Linked DNA regions of Mus musculus: all the other regions are linked to region 3. Evidence: chromatin loops called from intact Hi-C (ENCODE). Cell type or tissue: heart. All regions are shown on one strand.

Evidence for each region. Hi-C counts contacts between places; a loop is a spot of excess contacts. Peaks named below come from ENCODE experiments on the same cell type or tissue, not always from the same donor. Only the 100,000 strongest peaks of a DNase experiment are listed, where the experiment ranks them.
Region 1: a loop joins it to region 3, with 2.2 times the contacts of the local background. A loop is called at or near these places in 9 of 42 quality-filtered maps.
Region 2: it touches region 3 in a loop (4-fold over the local background); 4 of 42 quality-filtered maps call a loop at or near these places.

The regions. Positions count from the first base shown.
Region 1 is chr7:55,958,896-55,966,895 of GRCm38, forward strand. It overlaps Nipa2 (non imprinted in Prader-Willi/Angelman syndrome 2 homolog (human)), which reads right to left and starts at 3,598. Exons shown (of 7, transcript NM_001256130.1): 1 at 3,305-3,598; 2 at 2,557-2,677. A230056P14Rik (RIKEN cDNA A230056P14 gene) reads left to right here and starts at 3,636. Exons shown (of 6, transcript NR_015495.2): 1 at 3,636-3,777. In heart, a CTCF peak has its summit at 3,514; a DNase peak (open chromatin) is centred at 3,646; H3K4me3 peaks cover 1,919 bases; H3K27ac peaks cover 1,704 bases.
Region 2 is chr7:55,790,087-55,798,086 of GRCm38, forward strand. Tubgcp5 (tubulin, gamma complex associated protein 5) reads left to right here and starts at 4,039. Exons shown (of 23, transcript NM_146190.3): 1 at 4,039-4,254; 2 at 5,812-5,865; 3 at 5,953-6,061. The coding sequence starts at 4,109. In heart, no CTCF peak of the experiment used is centred here; a DNase peak (open chromatin) is centred at 4,055; H3K4me3 peaks cover 2,035 bases; H3K27ac peaks cover 1,465 bases.
Region 3 is chr7:56,047,171-56,055,170 of GRCm38, forward strand. Herc2 (HECT and RLD domain containing E3 ubiquitin protein ligase 2) reads left to right here and starts at 2,985. Exons shown (of 93, transcript NM_010418.2): 1 at 2,985-3,132; 2 at 3,686-3,778. The coding sequence starts at 3,707. It overlaps Gm34121 (predicted gene, 34121), which reads right to left and starts at 2,880. Exons shown (of 3, transcript NR_166588.1): 1 at 2,572-2,880. In heart, a CTCF peak has its summit at 3,073; DNase peaks (open chromatin) are centred at 2,931 and 3,591; H3K4me3 peaks cover 2,616 bases; H3K27ac peaks cover 1,774 bases.

The DNA.
Region 1 (8,000 bases), 88 kb before region 3:
AAAAAAAGCTGGGTATGGCCTCATCAGTACCTATAATGGCAGCACTGGGAACAGGAGAGAGAAAGCAGAGAAATGGACTTCTCAGACTTGTTACCAGCACAGCTACCGGCTCAGTGAGAGACCCTGTATCAAGGTAGTGACTAACAAAGCAGGACATTTAACTCTTTAAGTGGAAGAAGCTAGGAATGAGAAAAACGGGCGGGTAGAGACATTAAATAACTTGTAATAACAAGCAGGAAGCAGAACCAGACTCAAGAGGTGAGGTGCCATCCTTTATTCTACCCTTTTCTCAAAGGATGCCGCCTAGTCACAGCAGGTAACTTGCAGCTAACATTGGGGGTCCCAATGTAGTTACCAATAACTAAGACCTTTCCTTTGTTCCACACCTAACTTTTTTTTTGTTTGTTTGTTTGTTTGTTTTTCGAGACAGGGTTTCTCTGTGTAGCCCTGGCTGTCCTGGCACTCACTTTGTAGACCAGGCTGGCCTCAAACTCAGAAATCCGCCTGCCTCTGCCTCCCAAGTGCTGGGATTAAAGGCGTGCACCACTACGCCCAGCTCACACCTAACTTTTAAATCTTAGTTCCTAATACTGTATTTCACACACCTTGTGTTCTTTCCATGGCTACCACTTTAATCTACTCCTAATTGTCTATTTACCGGCTTCATTGCAAAGGGCCCAACCAAAAAGCACTCCTGTAAGCAATTCCTAGTTGAATTCCAGGAGCCAAAGTAACTACCATGTTTCCTGAATTCCCTAGACTTTAGCCTATTCCATTCTGAATTTCCTAACCTGTATTAAGGTTACTTATATAGATCATAACCTCCTTCGCTGTGGCTCTCAGTGAAAAACTGGGCTTGCCTATAAATCACATTTACTTAAACTAACAAAGGTGTTCTGAGTACATAATGTATGAACAAGGGGATAGAGCCATGAAGAAAAACACAGACCAAAACTCTGGTCTTCATGAAAGTTACCTCCCAGACAGAAGCAAGGTAAAACAAGAAATAAAAGGGCACTGCAATGTGGTAAATGCCATGGTGAAAAATAATGCACACTAAGGCGCTAAGGGAGGAGGCCTTGATGAGGTAACACTGCGCAGACTTGAAAGGGATGGAAAAAGAACAAAGTGGCACTATAAACGCAGGCTCTACTTAAGAGCAGGTATGCTGTTTTCTGGGAAAGGAAAGATTACTATGGTTGAGTCTAAGTGAGCAAAGTTATGTGAGATACCACAGTAGAGTAACATTCCAACATTACATGTTAGACCACACAGGAGCCCTATAAGCAAGACACAAAGCCAAAAAATATGAACACACCTGCAATCCATTTATTCTTACTTAAAGTCCTCACAGAACTTTATACAAGTGTTAATTTCAAATTTATCTATACAAAATCAATACAACTAGCTATATACAAAATGTTATAGCTGGGAATGTTTTAATCTGAGATATGTGCTTAGTTCTACAATAAAGAAGTATGTAGAACTTTAGTTTGTCAAGTAGGGAGTTTTAAAGTCTCTAATACAATTTTTACTAACTATAACCTTCATGTTATACATTAAATCTCACAACTTACTCTATATACCTGTTACTTTGCATCCTTTGATGCAAGTCTCTCTTCAACCCACCATCACATGTCATGTCGCTCTACAGAGTTCTTGTGTCTACCACAACAAATGCCCTCAAATAAGTCAGATTTAGGTAAAGCTTTTTATATTTTCTATAGAAAAAAATTGGGTACTATTTAATCATATGTGACTCATTTTATATCTTCACAGAGCTTCAAAGTCAGTAGAACTGCTTTCCTTACATCAAAGGGCTACCACTTCAAACAATATCAGAGGATAGTGTTATTTCTCCTTGACAGCCACAGAAAACACATCTCAGAATGTTAGGCACTCATGAGAGGATCACTCAGAAAAGAGATTGGCTCTACTAATCCTGACTGCCATATCATCTTAAAATGTTAGAACTGAAGGGTCTCCTTATGGAGTCCAGGCTGGCCTTGATCTTGAAATCATCCTGTCCCAGCCTCCGGAGTGCTGGAATTACAAGCTTGTATCACCATACCTGGCTGTAAAAGTTCAGCTCTTAAGTCTACTTCTACATAATGTTTACTACTATCTAAAGCTTATAGCAGTCTCAGCTTCAGGTTTAGCTCATTTTTCTTGTGTGTGCACACCTAGTAGTGGTATTTCCCGTATCTGTGAAAAACTAAAGAAAACAACATTATCAGTCATTCTCCACCTTATTTTTCCTGATGGGGCCTCTCAATCAACCTAAAGTTTACTGACTCAACAAGACAAGCTAGACAAGAGGTGGGCAGGAACCTCCGGGCAGTGGTGGCGCATGCCATTAATCCCAGCACTAGGGAGGCAGAGGAGGCCAGCCTGGTCTACAGAGTGAGTTCCAGGACAGCCAGGACTACACAGAGAAACCCTGTCTCTATAAAAATCAAAACAAAAAACAACCAAACAACCAAACAAAAAAATACTACAGAACCTAATCTCCGATCTAACTTAGCAATACTGTTAGAAATTAAAATTTTAACTTACATGTAAGTTTAATATGGTCTTTCTTTTAAAAAACAGAGATGATTTATTCATTCTCATTTTCTTGGAAACGCTATCCTTTATTCCCATTTAAAGTATTTAACCACGGCAGAGTAGTTCCACCCTGGAAAGAAGAAAATATGGAAGTAGGTGAAAGGACAGAAAATTACTAAATACTTAGATATATAGTTACTGGCCTTCCTGTTCTTTCACTTAGTAAGTACTGTAAGAGCTTCTACATACAGCTTACTGGAATGAAAAACGTCAAATCTCAGACTTCCTCTTTTAACTTTAAAAATAATTAATATGGTATCAAACGGGCACATGATATAGAATCTAAAGAAACTGCACTCAAGACCACTCCTAAACTAAATGCCTTGCCATTATCGTAGAGAAATCAAAGAAGCAGGAACCCCAAACCCTGCATTTTGTGTAAACCCTATTAAGTGCCAGGGAACTGAGTCAAGCAAGCTCAAAACGTTACAGCAAGCCGAAACCATCTTCTGAAAACTCACGAAGGCAAATAAAACTGATATGCAGAACTTAACGAGTACGCGACCGGACAGGGCCAACCAGCCAGACTTCTGCCGGATTGAATGGCAATCAATCCGACTCACTGCGGATCACCAGGGAAGCTGCGTCCACCCCAGAACACGCGAAAAAGCAAGTCGCCCCGGGGCCCTTCTCCGACCTCAGGCGGCCGACACAGCCCGCAGCTCCGCCCTGGAGCTCGCTTACAGGAAGTAGCTACCTTAGGGCCGTCGCAGGCCGGCGGGCGACTCGGCTCCCTCCGGGACGCGACCCCGGTGCCCGCTCAGACCCCCACGCAGGCAGCTCGCTCCTGCGCGCACACAGCCACCGTCTCCGGCGACGTCCCGCGGGAAGTTCGTGCATCCGAGACTGCAGTGAGCGCCGCCTCCTCCATGGGAGAGCCGAGAGGAGCCTACCTCGGACAGCCTTCGGCCGCACCGCGGCCAGCACCAGAAGAGCCGCCGAGAACCTGCCGGGAAACCTGGGCGCAGACTAGTGACGTAAACCGCGCGCGCTGGGCAGGCACAGCTCAGGCCCCGCCTCCGCAAGGCTCTTCGCCCCGCCCTGACAGCGAGCCGGAGGAGCCGTACCTTCTAAGGTCATCTTTGCTCACCTACTCATCAAAAATCCAGCCCTGTTATTTAAAATCCGATTTCCTGGGAGTCTTCACGTGGGACCTTTGGGATGGAGGAGGTGGGTTTGACCGCAAAGGGCGGAAGTGGGCGGGACAAGGAGGCAGGTTTCCAGGGAAGAGACAGTAAAGCTTGTGGAGGAGGACCTTGTGATTTGGACAAGAGATCTTTTCCACGAGATGCACAGGAAACAAAGTAATAGCTTTTTCTCGGCTGCTTTTGCTTTGAAAAGACCATTGAAGGCTGCTGAAAATCCTTGTTTACAGGATATGTTACTCCAAGAACATTTGTTTGGGTGTGTTTGGGAGGGAGATCCTTGTAAAATGAATTATACATTTATTGAAACATTAAAAACAGCACTGTAGTTTTCCTATCTCCTATGCTAATGCTTTGGACGTGATGGTCTAAAACATTGAGGGAGTGGCTAAGTAGCTAATTTAAAAGCTACTCTGCTGTGAACTTGACAACCAGATACCCAAGTGTCTTAGAACTGGCTCTTGAGGACTTATTTTGCTCAATTTTTAGGGTAGGCTAATTTCTAGATGACATGCAAGTGGGACTTTGATGATCAGGTAAATACAGAATGACTCCAATTTTTCCACCTTTCCATGTGTCCACAAATTTTACAGTACCTGCATCTCCACTCTCCCTGAATCTGCATTGGCTGGGGGAATGGTATTGAGCAAAGAAAAATGCAATGAAACTTGATAAGAAGCCCGGACTGGTGGGCAGGAGGGAATAATGGAGAACAAATGTAGTACAATGTAGACCAGGAACAAAGCCACCATACTGACTTCCTTCCTGGCTAACTCAGAATTGCTGGCAAGGGTCAGGTTGGTTCACATCAGCAAAACTGCCCCACTGACCCATCGGCCTAAAAGAAAGAATAAGTGATTGCCACCTCATTTTGGTTTAAATTGATAGGCAGCAATAACTTAACTGATAAAGATGGCAACAGACATCTCCAAAGACCTGTTGATTATCATAAAGGCACTGGTTGGTTCATTTGAACAGGTGTGTGCCGTATGTGGGATCAGCATTGTAATTTAACCGTGGTAGAGAATTATCTTGTGGCACCTCCCTCTCCCTTCCCTTCCTCCTTCTCACTCCCTCCTCCCCATTGTCCTAAACATCCAAGGTACAGATCCTTCTCATCCATCTGCTTTCATCATTACAATCCTTTAGCTACTGTCACACTCATTATCTGGTCCTCCAAGCCAGTACTCACATCACACAGTGGAGTGAGTGTGGTGTGTGTGTGTGTGTATGTGTGTGTGTGTGTGTGAGTGCCTATTTAGTATGCTGCGGGCTCCTTAAATGCGCAAATCATTTTTCTAAGTCATAATGTTCCATATCTAATATTGTGTGACTGTTCAAGCAGTGATCATGGGTACCTTTAAAGTTTTAAAATCTAATTTTTGTAGGCCCTTAGGAGACAGAAACAGCAGGATTGCCACAAATTGAAGACTAGCCTGAGCTACATACACATTTTCAGGGAAGCTTGGTTACAGCGTGAGACATTGTTTCCAAAGGAAAACAAAACAAAAGAAAAGTTAAATAATATTGTAATTCTCATATGTTCCTGATGGAATTTAAACTAGCACAACCTTGGGAAATGGACTGACAGCTTCTACAAAAGTTGAATATAGTTAAACATGGTAGCAGATACCTTTAATTCCAGCACTTAGAAGGCAGAGTTCAACCCAGTCTGGTCTACACAGGAAGTTCCAGGACAGATAGGGCTATATAGACAGATGGTGTCTCAAAAAAAAAAAAAAAGCTAAACATACTACAACCATATGACCCAACTGTTTAAGTTATCTATCAAAAAGAAATGAAAACATTCATATAAGCATGAGAGAAATTGTAAATAAATATTCTATAGCTACAGCGGTTATATTTGCAATGACAACAAGCACACCTGTACACATCGCAAATAGCCTAATGTGAGTGGGAAACTAGCCAGTAATAAAACGAAGTGAACTACTGATAGATGCTATAAAATGACTGAGTCTCTGAGAAGTGAAAGCCAGCCTCTCCTTGTACATAAAATATCTGGCTAAGAGAATTAAAAGGAAATGGGAGCTGGAGAGAGGGCTCAGCTGGTAAGAACACTGGCTGCTCTTCCATAAGACCAGGGTTCGATTCCCAGCACCCACATGGCAGCTCACCAGTGTAACTCTAGTTCCAGAGGATCTGGCACCCTTGCACAGACAAACATGCAGGCAAACACATCAATGCACATAAATAATAATAAATCTTGGAAAAGAAAATCTAGGGACTAGGAAGTAGCACATAGTGACAAAAAGTGATGGTGTGGGCACGGAGGGGCAAGAAAAGCAGGTTTCAAGGACCCAAAGGAAACTGGCATAACGACTGTTTTCAGTTTTGTTCCTGATGTGACTTTCATCACATACACTGCATGATATGCTTGTGGTGGTTTGAATATGCTTGGCCTATTATTAGGAGGTGTGGCCTTGTTGGAGTAGGTGTCACTGTGGTGGTGGTATTTGAGGTCAGATATGCAAGCTCCACCCAGTGCACAGAGAGTACCCTTCTCAGTGCCTTTGAATCAAGATGTACTCTTAGCTCCTTCTCTAGCACCATGTCTGCCCCAATTAAATGCTGTCTTTTATAAGAGCTGCCTTATTCATGGTGCGTCTTCACAGCAATGGAATCCTAACCAAGAAAACACACTAGATGATTACAACCTCTTATGTGCCAATTATACCTCAATAAAGCAATTAAATCCTGTTTGTCACTTCTACAAAACCAGTCAAGATGCATAGTAGTTTTTTGTTTGCTTTTGTTTTCTGAGACCAATTCTCACTAGGTAGCTATACCTATCCTAGAACTCACCAGGCTTTGAACTCACAGAGATCTACTCACCTCTGCCTCCCCAACTCTGGGATTAAAGGCATGCACTACTGTACCCGGCAGATAGTATTTTTTTGTTTTGTTTTTCAAGACAGGGTTCCTCTATGTAGCTCTGGCTGTCTTGGAACTTGCTCTGTAGACCAGGCTGGCCTTGAACTCACTGAGATCCACCTGCCTCTGCCTCCTGAGTGATAGGATTAAAAGCCTGCACCACAACGTCTGGACTTAAAACAGTATTTTTTAAAGTGCGGCTAATAAATAGGTTTTTTTGTGTGTTATATTATCACAAAAGCACAGAACTGAAGAAAAAAATCATATTTTTCTTCAGAGAATGGTCACAGATAAAGGAAAGCAGCAAGGGCTGAAGAGATGGCTCAGTGGTTAAGAGCACTGGCTGCTCTTCCAAAGGTCCTGAGTTCAATTCCCAGCTACTATATGGTGGCTCATAACCATCTGTAATATGATCTGATGCCCTCTTCTGACACATGGGTGTACATGCAGAGAGAGCACTCAAACACATTAAATAAAGCTTTAAAAAAAATTTAGAAAGAGGCAGGAAGAACAGACAGACTCTAAACAGGCACACTCTGATATATAAGAGGGGCCTTTGAAAGGATGTAATGTTTCCATAACCAGAATAAAACCTGAATTGAACTTTCGGTTCCAGAGCCTAGAAACCAACCTGTGTTGTTATAAACCCCCAAATCTGTGGTAGTTGAAAACGGTCAAACTATATCAAATTTGGAGGAAGAGAAGATAGCAAAAGCCCCAGATATCTTAAGGAACTATAAAAAGGAACAATTTTATATACAGGCAAAAAAAAATTTTTTTTTGGTTGTGTAGTCCTGGATGTCCTAGAACTCACAAATCCACCTGCCTCTGCCTCCCAAGTGCTGGGATTAAAGGTGTGCGCCACCACACCCGGCTTATATACAGGCAAATGAGTTGGACCATTTCTCTCCATCTGGTTCACTGTTTCATTTATTTTACTTAGATTGTTTGTATTTTGCTACTTAGTTGCCTTGCCGCCCATTAACACAGCCCAGTTCCACTCTGAACCCCTTTTCATGTCCTTGACTGAAAACCCCTCTCTTGGAAATACTAACAAAGTTTTTGGCTTTTTGGGTTTGGTTTTGTTTTGTTTATGACTGAGACAGACTCTCTACCCTAGGCTGGCCTGGAACTCATTGTGTAGCTGAAAGTAACTCAGAACTGATCCTTCTGTTTGCACCTTCTGAGCGCTGTGATTACAGTGTTAGGGCTCAGGAATCGCCGAAGGAAGACCCCGGGGACTCATATAGTATACAAGATCAAAGACCATTTATTCTGCAGAAACAACCAGCATTCGGGGGTCACCAACGCGTTAAAATGACAACCCAGACATAGATACTCAGGCCTCTTTTATAG
Region 2 (8,000 bases), 260 kb before region 3:
AATAATAATAAAGAACGAAAAGGTGTGACCTTGTTGGAGGTTGTGTGTCACTGTGGGGGGCAGGCTTTGAGTTCTCCTAAATTCAAGCTATGCCCAGTGAATTATTCTCCTCCTGCCTTCAGATTAAGATGGAGAACTCTCAGCTCCTCCAGCACCATGCACACTGACATGATAATAGACCAAACCTCTGAAACTGTAAGCCAGCCCCAATTAAATATTTGCCGTATAAAAGTTGCCTTGGTCATGGTCTCTCTTCACAGCAATAAAACCCAAACTAAGACAATAATCTTATCCCGTCCTGCGGGATTCAGTTATTCGTGGGTGTGAGGGGGACCGCAAATCTGGAAGGAGATGGAAGGAAGAAAAAGAGGAATAGGAGACCAGGAAGGGTACCTATCACGGTCTCGTTTATTATGCTGAGGTGCCTTCTTTTTAAAGCATACATCGCAGGGAATATGGGAGGGGTCTAGGGAGAATTATACAAAGAACAAAGAAACGAGCATCTGCTGACATGGGGGCCGAAGTCAGGCGCCAGGCAGCGGGCACTCTGGATCTTATCTCTGGAACATCGATCCTCCTTGACAGCCTTGGGGGTCAGGCTGGGCTCAGGCACAGCTCATGTCCTTGGATGTCATGGGAACTCAGGAAGAGATAGGGGAGAGGGGACTATAATTCAGCTTTACAGCCTCAGGTGCCAGGAAGGGAATAGGGCGGAAGGGGGGTGATAACCAGCTCTTAGTACAAGGCCATTTGGCCTGTTAGGGAGATTGTGAAGGGCTCACTTTCTCAGGGGATGGTCTCTGACATAATCTTGTAAAGTTTTGTGTCTCCTAAGACATGTAACAAGTTTCTTTTTTTTTTTTTTTTTTTTTTGGTTTTTTGAGACAAGAGTTTTTCTGTGTAGCCTTGGCTGTCCTGGAATTCACTTTGTAGACCAGGTTGGCCTCGAACTCAGAAATCCGCCTGCCTCTGCCTCCCGAGTGCTGGGATTAAAAGCGTGTGCCACCACACCTGGCTACGTAACAAGTTTCAAACCAAACTCCCTACCATGTTGATTTCAGTCAACTGCTATAGAAAACCAAAGCCTACTACTCAGTCAAGAGATAGTCTTATGGGCCTTCTTCTTAATGCCCCAAAGCTGTGTATAAGGATATGACAAGAGAATGGGGACAGGAGAATGGGGACAACAGCACCCAAATTAGCATACAAAGCAAGCCTGTTTTCAGGGAAACTGGACGCTTCTTCATCTGAGCTTTACACAACACCGGGAGAGAGCTCAAGCCAGTTGGCAGATTAAACATAGGCACACTTGTGGTGTGTCTTTCCACAATGTCAGAGTTTATTGAATAGCAATAAATTCACAAGGCTTTCTGGCTTTAATGACAGCAATTTGCCATAAAATCTTGGTAGCCTATGTTAGCATTCTGTCTAAGCTCAACCCCACAGAGATACCTGGCAACAGGAGCCAGGTATGCTCCTCCCCACAGTTACCCTGCAATAGCCAGGTAGGCCTGACCCACTATAAAAGAGGCTGAATGACACCCCCCCTTCTTGCTCTTCCCTTCTTGCTCCCACTCTGTCCCTTCCCCCATCTCTCCCCATTCCCTTCTCCGTCTCTCTTCACGTGCTCATGGCCAGCCTCTACTCCTCTACTCCTCTTCTTCTCTATTCCTCTCTCTCTCTCTGCCTTTCTCTGACTCTACTACCCTCTTAACTCCCCTCCCCATGCCCTGAATAAACTCTATTCTATGGGCCTGCTGAGACACCCTCTTCTTCCATACCTCACCACAGCTCCATAGAACATATCCCCTCCTCTCTTTATCTTTTTATAAACACATCCGCCTAGATGAATACAAGTTCCAACCTTAATTACCAATATCAAGTCTCATATCACACAGCACACAATAAATATATCCAAATCTGTCCTTGTCTCTATCTCTGTCTATCTGTCTGTCTGTCTGTCTCCCTGTGTGTGTGTGTGTGTGTGTGTGTGTGTGTGTGTGTGTGTGTGTAGGCTACAGAATGAATGAGTACAAGAGGTTTCAGAAGTGGATGGAGAAAAGATCTGTATAAACAAGTCAGACCAGTGCCAGGAGAAAGCTAGTGGTAGAAACTGCTGGTGAAGCTGCTCGAGTCAGGCTTGAGTGTGAAGCTGCGAAATCTGGATTCAGGATGAAGACAGCAAGCCTGGTCTGTAGCAGAAAATAAGTCAGGATCAGAGCACTGCAGATTAGCTCCAGATCAGCAGGAGAACAACTGGGCATTTGAGGCAGTGGGGAGGCTACATCAACAGTGGGGGACTTAGCCAAGTCCTTGATGCACACACCATATAATAGGTTTGTGTGCAGCCATAACATCACAGTGGTGGGTGTCTATCACTTATGGCATCCACATGAGGGAGACACAGCATTTTCTCCATCTGGTATGTTTGATAAGTCCTTGTGCCTGGTTTGCCAGATTTAATACGTCAGTCTGCCTTCACAGTTCCAAGTCTCCCCCATTCAACTTACAGTGTGGCTCCCTCTCTAGTCCCAGGGACAAGCTAACTGTCTTTGCTTTACGCGGGTGCCTATCTGCTGCTTTCTCTGGATCTACTCAGCTGCAGAATGGAGTCAAAGGCCTCTTGTAAAACAGTCTCCTGGGGCAGTGCACAGCTTAGGGGATAACAACTGTTTTATTCAATATGGAGTAACTTAGCCTGGCCTCAACAAAGACCTTCCTCGTGAGGGATTCGTCTAAGAAAAAGTCAGGCAAGTACCAATTGGGGTGGCAGGTGCTACCTAATGCGGACGATTTATAAAGGCTCAAAGGCTCCAGCTGCTGCTCTGACGACTTTGCCCACGTCTGCTCTCAAGAGTGCTTTCCCCTTTTTATATTTTGAAAATGACGTTTTAAAATTTATTTTTGTATGGGGTGGAGGTACGCACACATGGGAATTATAAGACTACTTATGGGACATGGTTCTCTCCTATCATGTGAGTCCACACGATGGGATGCAAGCAGCCAGGCCTGACAGCCAGCAACTTTATTAAGTAAGCCAGCTTTTTTTGTTTTGTTTTGGGTTTGTTGTTGCTGTTGTTGTTTTGGTTGTTTTGTTCTGATTTTTTTTTTTTTTTTTCGAGACAGGGTTTCTCTGTATAGCCCTGGCTGTCCTGGAACTCACTCTGTAGGCTGGCCTTGAACTCAGAGCCACTTTCCCTTTCTTGAGAACTTGTTCGAGGGTTCTAACAAGAAAGCACAACTGCCTGTACTGTAACAAGGACAAGTCCTCCATAGGGAAGGTCGGCCTAACCCAAAGCTGTGGGTGCACAAAGAACAGTAACAGAAAAGCATCCCCGGCCATCAAGTGGGTGACAGACAGCTGGCCCTCACATACATCTCCACCTTACTAATAAACCAGCAGTTTCAGCATGTGGGCAGTGACCCGCAGTAGGGATCACACATCAGATAGTTACATTACAATTCGTAAACTAGCAAAAGTATAACTATGAAGTAGCAACGAAATAATTTAATGGTTATGGGTCATCCCAGCGAGAGGAACTATATTAAAGGGTCACAGCATTTGGAAGGTTCAGAGCCATTGTAATACATAAATGGGCACTATCGCTGCTTTAACCATATGTTCCTGGTCTAATCAGAAGCATGTGTTTAGTTGGGGAGCTCTGAGAGCCCAGTTTAGGTCGTCTGGAGGAGAAAGTGAAGGCCGGAGCATGAACAAATAAGTCACGATGTTCAAAAATGTCGGAAACTATACCCTGGAACCAAAAAACTGGTTGGCTCAAAATGCATCAGAATTTAAATCGTTAATCAGGAGTATCCAGAGTCCCTTATTAACAATGATTAATAATAAATAATGGTTAGCTGTCTGAAGACTCTCGGATTTCCCGGTGTGCAAGCAGAAAGAGCACATCTCTTCCCCACCCACGGACGCACCGCATCCAGCAACCAGCATCCACTCCCATCAGCACCTTTCCCAGGCACAGCTCCGGGGCTGCCGGAACTCTCGCGGAAACATCCTCCACATCTCGAAACCCCGGTGCCGGGACGGGCGGAACTCTCGCGAGAACAGTCGCCACTTAGCAGAGATCCTGATAGGTACGCCGCGGCAATGGCCCGGCCTAAGTCGTCCGGGAGCCGGATGGACAGACAGCTGGAGCATGATGTGTGCGAGCTCGTCCGGCAGGTTACGGGGCTGCAGGACGAGGCGGACCCCAACTTCCAGCTGGCCCTGGACTTCGTCTGGTCCAACTTCAGGTGTGGGATCGCGGCTACGAGCTGAAGTCGCGCGGGCGGGCGGGTCCGGGTCGGGAGTGCGGCCTCCGGCACCCCTGCGTCTGCTGCAGCTGCTGTGCCTTGGTTTCCCCTTAGGTGCCCTTGCGAGAAACCCGCAGTTGCAGCGGCACATTCCTAGAGAGCTGTTGACTCTGCTCACCCGCACGCAGTACGGTGCACATCAAAAGTCATTTGATGGCTGGGAAAGTGAATTTTTAGCGCCAAATTCTGATCACATCCTGTTAGGTTTTTTGGGGGTTTTTTGTTTTGTTTTGTTTTTTGTTTGTCTCACCAACCCCCCTCTTCTCTTGCTCGGACCACTTACAAGTTTCCCCGCTTCTGTGTCCTCCCTTTGCATTGCATAAAACAAATTCAAGTTCTACTATTGAGCAACACATAGCATGTCTAGTAGAAGTCACCCTAAACAGTGAACAGTTTGTCAGACTGTGATCCTGATTCTAAGCGCAGGACGTGAGTGTCTGCCTAGTTCGTGAGACTACAGACCTCTCAGGTTGATGGGAAGCAAGCCAACGATCCAAAACCACAAGTGCAATTTCTAGTTATAACCTATAGAAAGAACAAGGATTCAAAGAAGTCAGGTAACTCGAAAAGCAGATGTACCACAAGTATTTTTTCTAGTGGCAGATAGGAGGGAGGGGATAGTCATTTTAGAGTTGGGAAGAGACATAGATGCTGCATAGTATAACAGAAGTACTAAAAGCATACCTATAACACTCTGTCACCAGTGTCACCCGTAGAAAACATGTGGCAGTCACCTTGTGTTACAGTTGCTTTATTTCCACATGTTGTTCGTTGTTACATTAATGACAGCCTTTGGTCCCACTGCTAAATTTTAGGTTTTGTTGTTGATGATGTTATGTGTATGATTTGACTCTGTGTACACGTGTGCATGTGTGTGCCTGGTGCCCAAGGCAGCTGATCCCCTGGAACTGGGATTATAAACAGCCTGTGGGTGCTGTGAATAGAACCTGGGGACCCTGAGCAATGGCGTGGGCTCTTAACCCCCGAGGCATCTCTCCAGACCCTTTCAAAGCTTTCTAAATATTTGATAATTGTACATGAATATGTTTGCTTTTCTTTGTATTTCATTTTGTACATTTAGCAGAATTATTCAGAGGACAAATGTTAAGATTTCACTGGGCTTCTCTCTTACATTAAAAAGACAAAGAAAATCCAGTCACAATGATGTATGCCTATAATTACATCAGAATTTTGCACTAAAAAGTATACCCACTTGGGTGGCTCAGGCAGGAGGATTGCTGTGAGTTGAAGGCTATCCTTAGCTTCCTAGTGAGCTCAGAGCCACATAGCAAGATCTAGCAAAAACCCTAGGAAAATATGTTATACTGAACATAACTGTGGGACATATAAAAAGACAAAGGAGCCAGAGGACAGGTTGTCAGGGGTGTCAGACATATGCAGGGACATGGAGAGCTGTGACTCAAGTATACTTAGCTACCTGACAGTAAATACTGCCATGTGACACTGACATTAAAAACTGTATTTTATCTTTACCAGATTTCATCGTTTCTTGGATGTCAACAGTCACAAAGTAGAAAAAACAATAGAAGGGTATGTTGATTCTCTGTCTATATGTATTCATTGATGCGTTCTCAAAAGCTATTTAGGTACTAATTGATTTTTTTTTTAACATTTTAGAATTTATGAAAAATTCACCATTCATTCTGATCTCAACAAAGCTGCTAGTTGGAAGAGATTAACTAAGGAGTTCCTAAATGCATCTCTTCCCAGCACAGAGAAAATAAAGGTAAGCCTTCAGCCGTGAGCTCTCCAGTTGTAGTCACTCTTGTTGCTGTTGCTGCTCTTTGTCGTTCCGAGACAGGGTTCTGTGACGCTCTGACTGTCCTGGAACCCACCTTGTAGACCAGGCTGGCCTCAAACTCAGAGATCCCACCTGCCTCTGCTTCCAGAATGTTGTGGTTATAGGCGTGGGCCACCACTGCTCACTGCCGGGCTTTTGCAGTCACTCTGTGCAGTATAATTATCATCACTGTGTTATCTCTTCATGAACGCTCTATTTAGTAGTATCCCCTGACTGGAGCAGGGCCTCAGAGAGAATGGGGTAGCTGTGGCCTCAGGTTTGGTAGGACATAAGCAGTGTGCTCTTGTTTGCTGTCTCACTTGGAATTTACTACGGTTACAGAAATCAGCACTATTTGGCTACCTTGAATTTCTCAGATAGCAGCCGTATCCCAAATGTGCTTTTATATTATGTCAGGGGCTCCAAGGCCACCCTTAGGTACAGTGATTTGCTACAAGAATTCTTAGCACTAGTGTCTTCTTAGTCTAGCATCATCATTTCTATCGTTTATTACCATTAACTCATCTAGATTCCAGTCAGGAAAGAGATGACTAGAGCAGAAAGCAGAAACGAAGCGCATGCATGATAGGCTATGCCTTTAGGGTTCTGTAAGTGTCATCAAGGAGGTTCTCTCACTCAACACCAAAGCTGCCTAATGATGTACTTCTCAAAAGGCTAAGTGATGCCTGGTGAAAATTAAATGGAGATTACTTCATTTGTTGTGTGCTCTGAGGGTTTGTATTATGTGCACATGTGCTCTACTTTGTTGGTGGTGGTGTTTATTGGGTCCTTTGAGAATTTCATACAGTGAGTTTTGGCCATATTCACTGCTACTCCAACTCCTCGTCATCCCTCCATACACACCCAATTTGTGTCCTTTCTTATTCTAATGCATAAAATTTTCATTTGTGCTGCCTCTGTAGTCATGAGTATGTGGCCTTGTACACCTGCCCTGTTGTGGACAGAGAACAGTTTCTGTCTCCAAAACTACAAATCTTCCACATGATGAGCTGTACCACTCTCGGGCACACAGCCAAAGGACTCGATATTCTGCCATTGAGGTTCCTGCTCATCCTAGTCTTTGTTACTCTCACAATAGCCAGGAAGTGAAAACAGCCTACTATCCTACAGCTGATGAATGGATAATGCAAATGTAGTGTATTTATATAGTGGAATATTATTCAGCCCTCAAGAAGAATGACATTAGAAAATTCACGAGCAAATAGAGCTAGAGATCATCAAGACCCAGCAGAAAAAAGATCGCATGCTTTCTCTCATTTGTGAATGTTAGCATTGAATCTTGTACCTGTTGTCTTAGTGTAAGGAAACAGAGAACCGGAGGGTTGCAAGTTCAAGGCCATCTACATACCAAGGCATACCATCAACATACCTAAAACAAAGCATTTCCTGGCTACATTGACTGAAGTTCCAGATTTCCTAAAGAAAAGCCCATAATTCTTCAAAAATACCAATTTTTTTTTAAAAAAAAAAATAGGACAGTATGATTCTAGATGTGAGCTTTCCCTATTATTAACCAGTTAAAAATCCTAAGAACTGTTAACTAGCAGTTGGCTGGCAAGCCGTCCATGAAAACAAGCCTTCTTGGAGAATGTTCAAAGCTTCGGCTACTTGGATCTCCATTAACTTTTTCTGCATAGCTAACATTACAGTTTAGACATCAGTGCTATGAACAAGGAAAGACTCAGAAATTTGGGTCATAGAAAGGCTAACATGCAAAAATAGTACTTTTCATTAGATAGATTTGATTGGTTTATGAGAGTCATAACAAAGATCTGTTGAAACTTGAAATGTCTTGGCAGTGTGGTTTCTAGTGAAAGAAAATCAAAAGACTTTTAGGTTTATTTAAAAAAAAAAATACTGACCC
Region 3 (8,000 bases):
GACTGGTAATTATCCCAATTTCTTCATGTGAGTGCCACTTCTTCAGAGGAAGGGTGTGTAATTTAAAAAGGTAAAAAAAAAATTAGCTAGGGCAGTCCAGGGTAAAAATAATATAAAAACAAAACACACACCCACATTTCTCTCTTGCCAAAAAGCACAAACAGTCCTTGGTTCTCTTGGCACTTTGACCTTGGCCAGAAACCAGAGATGTCTAGAAAGTGTGTGCATGTGTGTGACCTCTAATCTGCCGCTTAAATAATTCTATCTCCTCAGAGGGAGAACAGTAAAAGAGCAGTAAAGCTCTATTAAGAGAAGACTGCTTGTCAGGAGAATAGAATCACTGCCAGGGTGAAGGCCTTACATTCCAGTTGAGACAAGTCTATGAGTCTTGGAACCCTAGTAAGGTGGGCTCACCTTAAGTCATGCTTGAGCCATCACTTAACAGTAATTTACCGTTAATCAACACATCACAAAGTCAGCATATGCTTGCTAACCTCAAAGGTAGTTAATGTGACAAGAACTCATACTCTCTGAATCTCCCTCTTTGCACTGATTAACCAATCATGTGGTTGTGAAGTCAGGCTCCTTCCAATGGGATAATGGGATGAGATACAGTCATCACCTGCATTTAGGGATACATAACAGGGAGCACCTTGGGCATGCCTGGCTTGGGATTTCAAGAACCCTTTTTTTTTTTGAAAAAAAAAAAAAGTCACCTTGCTGAGCTACTCTTGTTTTATTCATGTGTTCTTTTGTGTGACACAAGATTATTTTACTACAAACTAAAACCAGGTCCTCTGTAAAAGTAGCCAATATTCTTAATGTCCAAGCTATCTCTTCAGCCATGTATATTAAATTACTAAAGAATAGTTTCACCTTATCATGTTCTTAAACACAAATATCCTAAAGATGATAGGAGCCAAGTTATGAAGAATTTGACAAGGACAGTCTTCCCGAGGGACTGGAAGATAGACAGCTCCCTGGTAGACATGCACAAGAGAAAGGGGACCTTGGAATATTAATGTATTTTTTCTATTGAAACATTTAAGATAGCTGACTGCCTGCTTTCTTTCTCCTCTCCAAGATAAAGACTTAGTGGGTTTTTCCTATCAGAGAGACTGTTCAGTGAGAATTTCAAATCTCCCACTAACAGGGTGTCCAGTATGGAGAAACAGCCAGCCTCCCTTTCTTTGTCTAGATTATACATTTCCCTGCAATAGCCCAAACCAGCGAGTTTAGAGAGATAGAACTACTTATTGGCAAAACATATGAAGATTTTGCCTCTGACAGAGACTATCTTTGGGTCCCTTCTCTAGTAGCTCACTCTGTCTCTGTGTATTTTGTACTTTCTTATCTCCCTCTCTGTGTTTCTGGTTTCAAGAAATCTTGGCTGAGTTTTGAGACCTTGCTTTTCCTGCTGCCTCAATCTTCAAATTGACAAATAAACACACACAGACACACACACACACACACACACACACACACACACACAAAACCTCTGCCATCCTAGACACTTCACCACATTGCCTCACTATGGTTTGAATGTCCCTTCAGATCTCCTGTTGAAATATTACAGTTTTTGTCGCAGTATTAGGAGGTGGACCCTTTAAGATGTGATCAAGTCAAGTAGACTATGCCTCATGGATCAAAATGATGTGTTTGCTTGGTGTATTCTTGCCACACATGGGTTCTCTTGCCTCTATACCATGCTATGCAACATCAGAAATGCCGTCACCAGATACCAGTGCTATGCTCTTAGACTTAGCCTCCAGAAGTGTGAGGTACAAATGCCTGTATTTATTATTCAGTCATGTTGTTACAGCAACACAAAATGGACTACAAACATCGTTTTTTTAGAGCTAGCAGACACAGTTCTAAAAATGTACGTAGGTAAACATGCTTCAGTATGTGGAGGGACGAAGGGTGTCTTGCATGAGAAGGGAGCCTAAGGGCCAGAGATGCCTCCTCGGGTGTTACCTTCTACTGGTAATTATGCTGTCATGCCTCAGGTTCAAAGCCCTGTCCACCCTAACTGTATTTTGGATGTGGTTGAATTTGAAACCTTGTTCAGATACTTTTGAGTTGAAGCAGAAGTAAATTAGAGTCACACAGTCTTTGGGAGGTGTGATAGACTGTGGATCTTTTATACTGCTTCCTGCTGCTTGAAACAGAGATGTGATGTCTGAGCTATGGCAAATCCCTTGACCCTTGGGAGTGAGTTTGAAGATACATACCAAGGATGACAAAAGACAGGTATTTTAACGTTGCAACTGGGCCACCATACCACTGTGGCATATCCCTCATTGCTGCCTTCTAACACGTGGGAAAAAAATGAACCATCGTATTTAAAACAACAAATCGCACCCAGTTCCTATTTCAAATGTTCTAAGTCCTTTCTTTGCCTTCTCATGGAAAAGTTTAATTTCCACATGCTTGAAGATTATGTTATGTTTTATTTGTAGTTATTTGATTATTCCATGATGATCAGAGAACATATTTTGTGTGATTTTAATTGCTCTTTTCTTACTCCCGCACCCCCATTCCCCCAGGGTCTCTTAACCCAGAATTCACCTGCTTCTGCCTTCCTGGTGCCAGGGTTAAAGGCGAGTACTACCAGGCCCGGATCAATTACTTTTTCTTAAATTTCCTCTTCTGTCCACTGACTCAAAGGCCAAAAGGACGCTGTCGTTAAAGCACAGGGAGCCTCGAGAACCTCGTCCCGCTGCAAATACCTTACCAACTTCGGGTCCCTGGAAGCAAACACAGTCTGGGAAGGGTTGGGACTGGGCAAGCCAGCGTGCGTGCGCACAAGTCCCACCTCCCGGCGTCTGCGGTTGGCTCTCGCTGAGCGGGTGAGTCTCAAGAAGGAAGCTGAGTCGTGCTGAAGGAAGCGGAAGTTGGGGGAGGGGCGTGCGACGCTGCTCGTCCATTGGCTGAAGCCGTCTCTCACCCTTGCGCTATTGGGCGGGCGCAGCCATGCGTCAGCGTGCGCTTCGGGCCGCAGACTGGATCGCGAGCGCCGGCCGGCTCCTGCAGGGAGTGTTCCCTCAGCCGGCTGGCGGAGCAGGCGGCGCCAGGGCTGGCCGAGCTGGGCCGAAGGAGGGCGGAGGGGCCGAAGACGGGCGGCGCCAGGTCCGGGAGAGCGGGGCCCGGAGAGCGGCGGGCGGAAGGCGGGCGTTGGCGCGGAGGAACCAGGGCCTGTGCGCCTCGGAGGCCGCGCAGTCACGGCTGTCTTTTTAGTATTTAGGCGATTGTTGTAGATTTATCTGCAGACATGACTTTTGTTTATTTACCACACTCCGCCGGACTGCTGTAGGTATAGCGGCTGATGCACACTGGTGTCATTTGTCGTTGCGATAGTGAGTTTTTTTTCCTGACGTGTGTCTGTGTGTGTCCCTTTGGATTTAAAGGAGTGGGATGACATTGTGCAGTGGTCGCCGGTGACCACTGTAGGTCCGGCCGGCGTATTGGGAAATCCCAGCGACTCTACCTCTATTGGAAGTGGTATTTCCCTCCCTTCTCCCGTTCTGGGGCCAGCTTTCCCTCTCATCCCTCATCCTCTCGTCCCCTCCCCCAGCTCTCCTTCCCTGTTTTATGTTCTGTCTCGGCCGCGTTAAACAGCAGGATGGTGTAAATAGCAGTTTAAAGAAGCTCGAGGGCTCCAGCGTTTGTGTTTGACTTGCAGGTCTGACCACCCGGAGGAAACATGCCTTCTGAGTCTTTCTGTTTGGCTGCCCAGTCTCGCCTTGACTCCAAATGGTTGAAAACAGATATCCAGGTGGGGTGAACATGGTTTTCTCTTTTCTTTGTGTGTTCCTGTCTCTATAAAAAATGTTTGCTTGAGGAGAATGTGTGAGTGAATGGCAATTAGATCTTGTCTTAGGAAGATTATTTCTTATAATTTACAATGTGACATTTATTATGACTGTTGAAGAGATGCTATGTGGTTGTGGCTTAATTGAAGTTAGTTGTAAGTGCAAGAAACTTGAGATCCAGTTATGCAATTTTTCAGTATTTTTATTCTGGAGGCTTATTTTTATTTGTTTATTTTTTTAAGACAGGGTTTCATATTCCCAGGCTGGCCTTGAACTCCTCAGTGTAGGTGAGGATGACCTGACATCCGATCCTTTTGCCTCCACCTCTTGAGTGCTAGCATTGCAGCACCTTAACACCTTGCTGGGATTATGTGGTATAGTTAGGCAGGTATTTTACCAGCTGAACTCCATCCCAGGTCCTGCCAACATTCTTAATCAAGACTTGACTGTTGTTTGTTTCTTTTTCTTTTTTTCCCCCCTCTTATTTTTAGAAAGGGTCTCCCTGTTAACTCACTGTGCCTGGCTGGCCTCTGCATCCTGAGTCCTGGGATGAAAGGCATGTCCTGATATTTTTGCTATTGATTTTGTATGTCCTGATACTATGCAGGGAAGCAGGAAAGTGATATGTAGTTAGCATTTTCTGCGATTTTGTATTTGTTCTCCCGGAGAGGTGACAGTTTAGATGAGCTGTTGGTTTTATATGTCATCTGTAATTAAGAGAAATGCTCAGATTTTCACACCAGGAACAAGAGAAACAGAATGCTGGCTTGTGATGGTAATGTTTAATAAAGTAATTACAAGTGTTATCAGGAAATTATTAACTAAATGATCACAATAAAATTTTTGTAGATGGTTCCCTATAAGCTACTGTTGTTTATGAATAGTTTGGAAGAGTACTTTTGGATCTGGATATCACCAGCTTAAAAAAAGTGTCTGAGATGTTTCTATTGTCTGTGTATTCTTTCCTCCTTTTCGAGGCGAGGATGCTGAACACATTAAATATTTGTCAAACAATCGACTTTTTGTAACAGTCTTACGGATAGCTTATTATCAGCAATCACTACTGTAAGGCAGCGTATGCAGCGATTGATTATGGAGTTTTATAAATGGAAAGTTATTGCCTTCTCTTGATTTCCTTTTCCCTTTAAACTAGGGTTGAGTGCTGATAGATCTGAGTCCAAGTGTTGAGGACTGCTGGAGATGACTGTTGGAGATACTAGGTTTGCTGCTCATGGTGTGCTGTAATAGGACTGAGCTAAGGGATTGAAAGTACTTTGGTAGTTCTTAACCTTTGTTGTTTAAATACTTCTTTTAGTTTAGCTGTTAGTGTCTGCTTTCTTTTTGTCTTTTGTAAGCAGATTGGAGAGGTGAAAAATAAGTGATTTTTTTTTTTATATCTGAAATACTGAGAGTCAGACAAACTTTAAAAAACATTAAAGACTTATTTTTGTGTGTATATGATGTGAGTCAGTGTGTTCTTGTTGGAAGGTGTGCATGTGCCGTCCATGTGTGTAGAGGTTGGAGGACAACCCCAGTGTGAGTCCTGAACTTCCGCAGTGTGTGCAGCAGGATCTCTGTGTATATACTCCAGCCTGGCTGGCCGCGTGCTTCCACGGGAAATGTTCCTGCCTCTGCTTCCTGCCATCCTGTAGGAAAACAGATGACAGACACACTGCGCTGAGTTTGGCTTTTATATGACCTCCAGGGACCTAAAGTCAGGTTGTCAGGTTTTGTTGGCAATGACTTACCTGCTTAGTCAACTCCACACCCCAGGACAGACGCTTCAAGATTTGCTCTTTGGAGTTAACATATTTTGAGACACTTGTTGCAATAAAGAGATTATTCTAAGAGTTGGGAGCTTAGCGTAGTCTTAGAGTACATATAATTTTATAATTTTCTGTATTCAGTGTGATACTGGTATTTTGCCCTTTTTAGATATTTTAAATTTATTTATATATTTATTTTTACAAGTCTTCCCACTGTCTCCTAAGAACAAGTGACTAGGTTTTAGTTATACATCAGAGGAAATATGTGTTTGGTAATGCAGATGTCTAAATAGTATGGAAAAGTGGTTGTGCAGTTCTCCCAGCATTGCTTATTAAATATGGAGAATGCATGTTGTTCCCTAAGGCTTAGACACAGTGTCACTGTCTGGGACAGTGCACATACATCTTATGCTGGCAAGCTTTACTTTTATGTGGAGTTGGGGGTTGGGGAGAGTGGGGTTGCTTTCCTTGATTGAGAAGTTCCTCATTTCTTACTTAGGCTTTTCATTGACTTGTAGTCAGTAAATAGTATGTGGGAAAGACATACATATGTATGTATGTATATACATTTAGGACATTTATTTTGGTAAGCTTATTTTGTTGGAAATACCCAAGAAATTTTTAGTAATTTTAGAAAGGAGTTATTTTTGAAGTATGAATTTTTTGTTGTTGTTGTTGTTTTGTTTTTTTGAGACAGGGGTTTCTTTGTATAGCCCTGTTTGTCCAGAAACTTACTCTGTAGATCAGACTGACCTTGAACTCACAGAGATCTGCTTGCCTCTGTCTCCTGAGTGCTGAGATTACAACTGTGTGCCACTGTTGTCCAGTAAAGTCTGAAAACTTCTAATATGTCTATAATAAACATTGATCCTTGACTACTTTTTAAAGATATTAACATGCCAGGCTTAGTTCCTTGCAACCAGCAGTTTTTAATGCAGTGCCTGTTGCAAGCCAGTTACCTGTCTGGTTTTCACATACATATATAAGTATATAAATATATGTTTATTTAAACATATGTTTATTTATAAATATATTTGTATACTTGTAAATTTGTACTAATATATTTTATAATAATAAAGTACATATATGACATGTTATATAATATGTATTATTCATATTATATGCTTGCATCCTATATAAATATAAAAAATATAAAAATATTTATAATATATAAAGCGAAATAATGTATATACATTTACATAAATGTATATGTAACTATAGAAATATGTGTATGTATATTTACATATTTGTGTATATATTCATATACACATATATGTGTAAATATATATATACATATATACACATATATATTTACACACATGCACACTTATATATACAGGCATTGTGAACTGGGGAAATGGCTCAGTCAGAGCTTGTTTTGCAAGTGTGGGACACACAATGGTTGATGTTGGTCATAGGTGCCACATTAGAGAGAAAGGCTAACTAAGATGCTAAGCTTTCATTTCCTGAAGGAGCTGAGGGGTTCAGCCTTACTGAAAAAAGACTGTCTCTGACTAGCTCATTCAAGTTACTTTTATTCAATCATTACATAAAATTAATTGGGGCGGGAAAGATTCTAACTATCAGTGTTATCTTGCCCTTGCTGCCTGAGAGAGCTGACAATGCACACCAATCTCAGTCTCCTTCGACCATGGCTAGCCATAATCAAAAGACCTCTAGGTCTGCCTGGAGCGTCTTAGGACCGAGGTTTGTGCGGCTGCAAGCTCTCACGTAGCACCAAGTGCAGACTTTCCAGGGAGACTACAGTTCTTCAAGGTTCAAACAATTTCTCAGGTTCTACTGATTAACCCAAATGTACCAAAGGCTTTGCTGAGGTATTTCATTCAAAGCCAGACACAAAGGCTTCACTTTATATATCTCTGCACACACAAATTCTGATTTCCATCATACACATAACTGTCAACTGACTGTGATGGCCCTTCTGTGATCTCTGTGACTAAAGTCAAAGACAGGGATTCCCAGACAAGCTCAATACTGTCTGAATGATAGGCGCTTGGTTCAAGTGAGAGTCTCTGTCAGTAAAGAAAGGATGGAAAAGGAAGAGCCCTAATGTCAAATTTTGTCCTCCAGACACATTTGTATGTATGTGTACCTGCACACAGTAATGCACCAATACACACACATGCACACAAACATGTCAAAAGTCTCTTCACACTTTAATGTTTAGCAATCCTAACTTTTAAGTAGATTCATTGAGGCATCTAGCTTTCCTTCATATCTCTTGAAATGACAATATAAGGCCTAAGATGTGTGGCCATATTTCTATTATCTGATGTAATTGTACTTTTCCATTAAACCAAAAAGGAAATTACATAAAGGAACTGAGCATAGTGAACTTAGTGCATTGCACCTTTAGAGTTTTCTTCCAATCTTGATGAAAGGCTAAGAGTATGTTTTT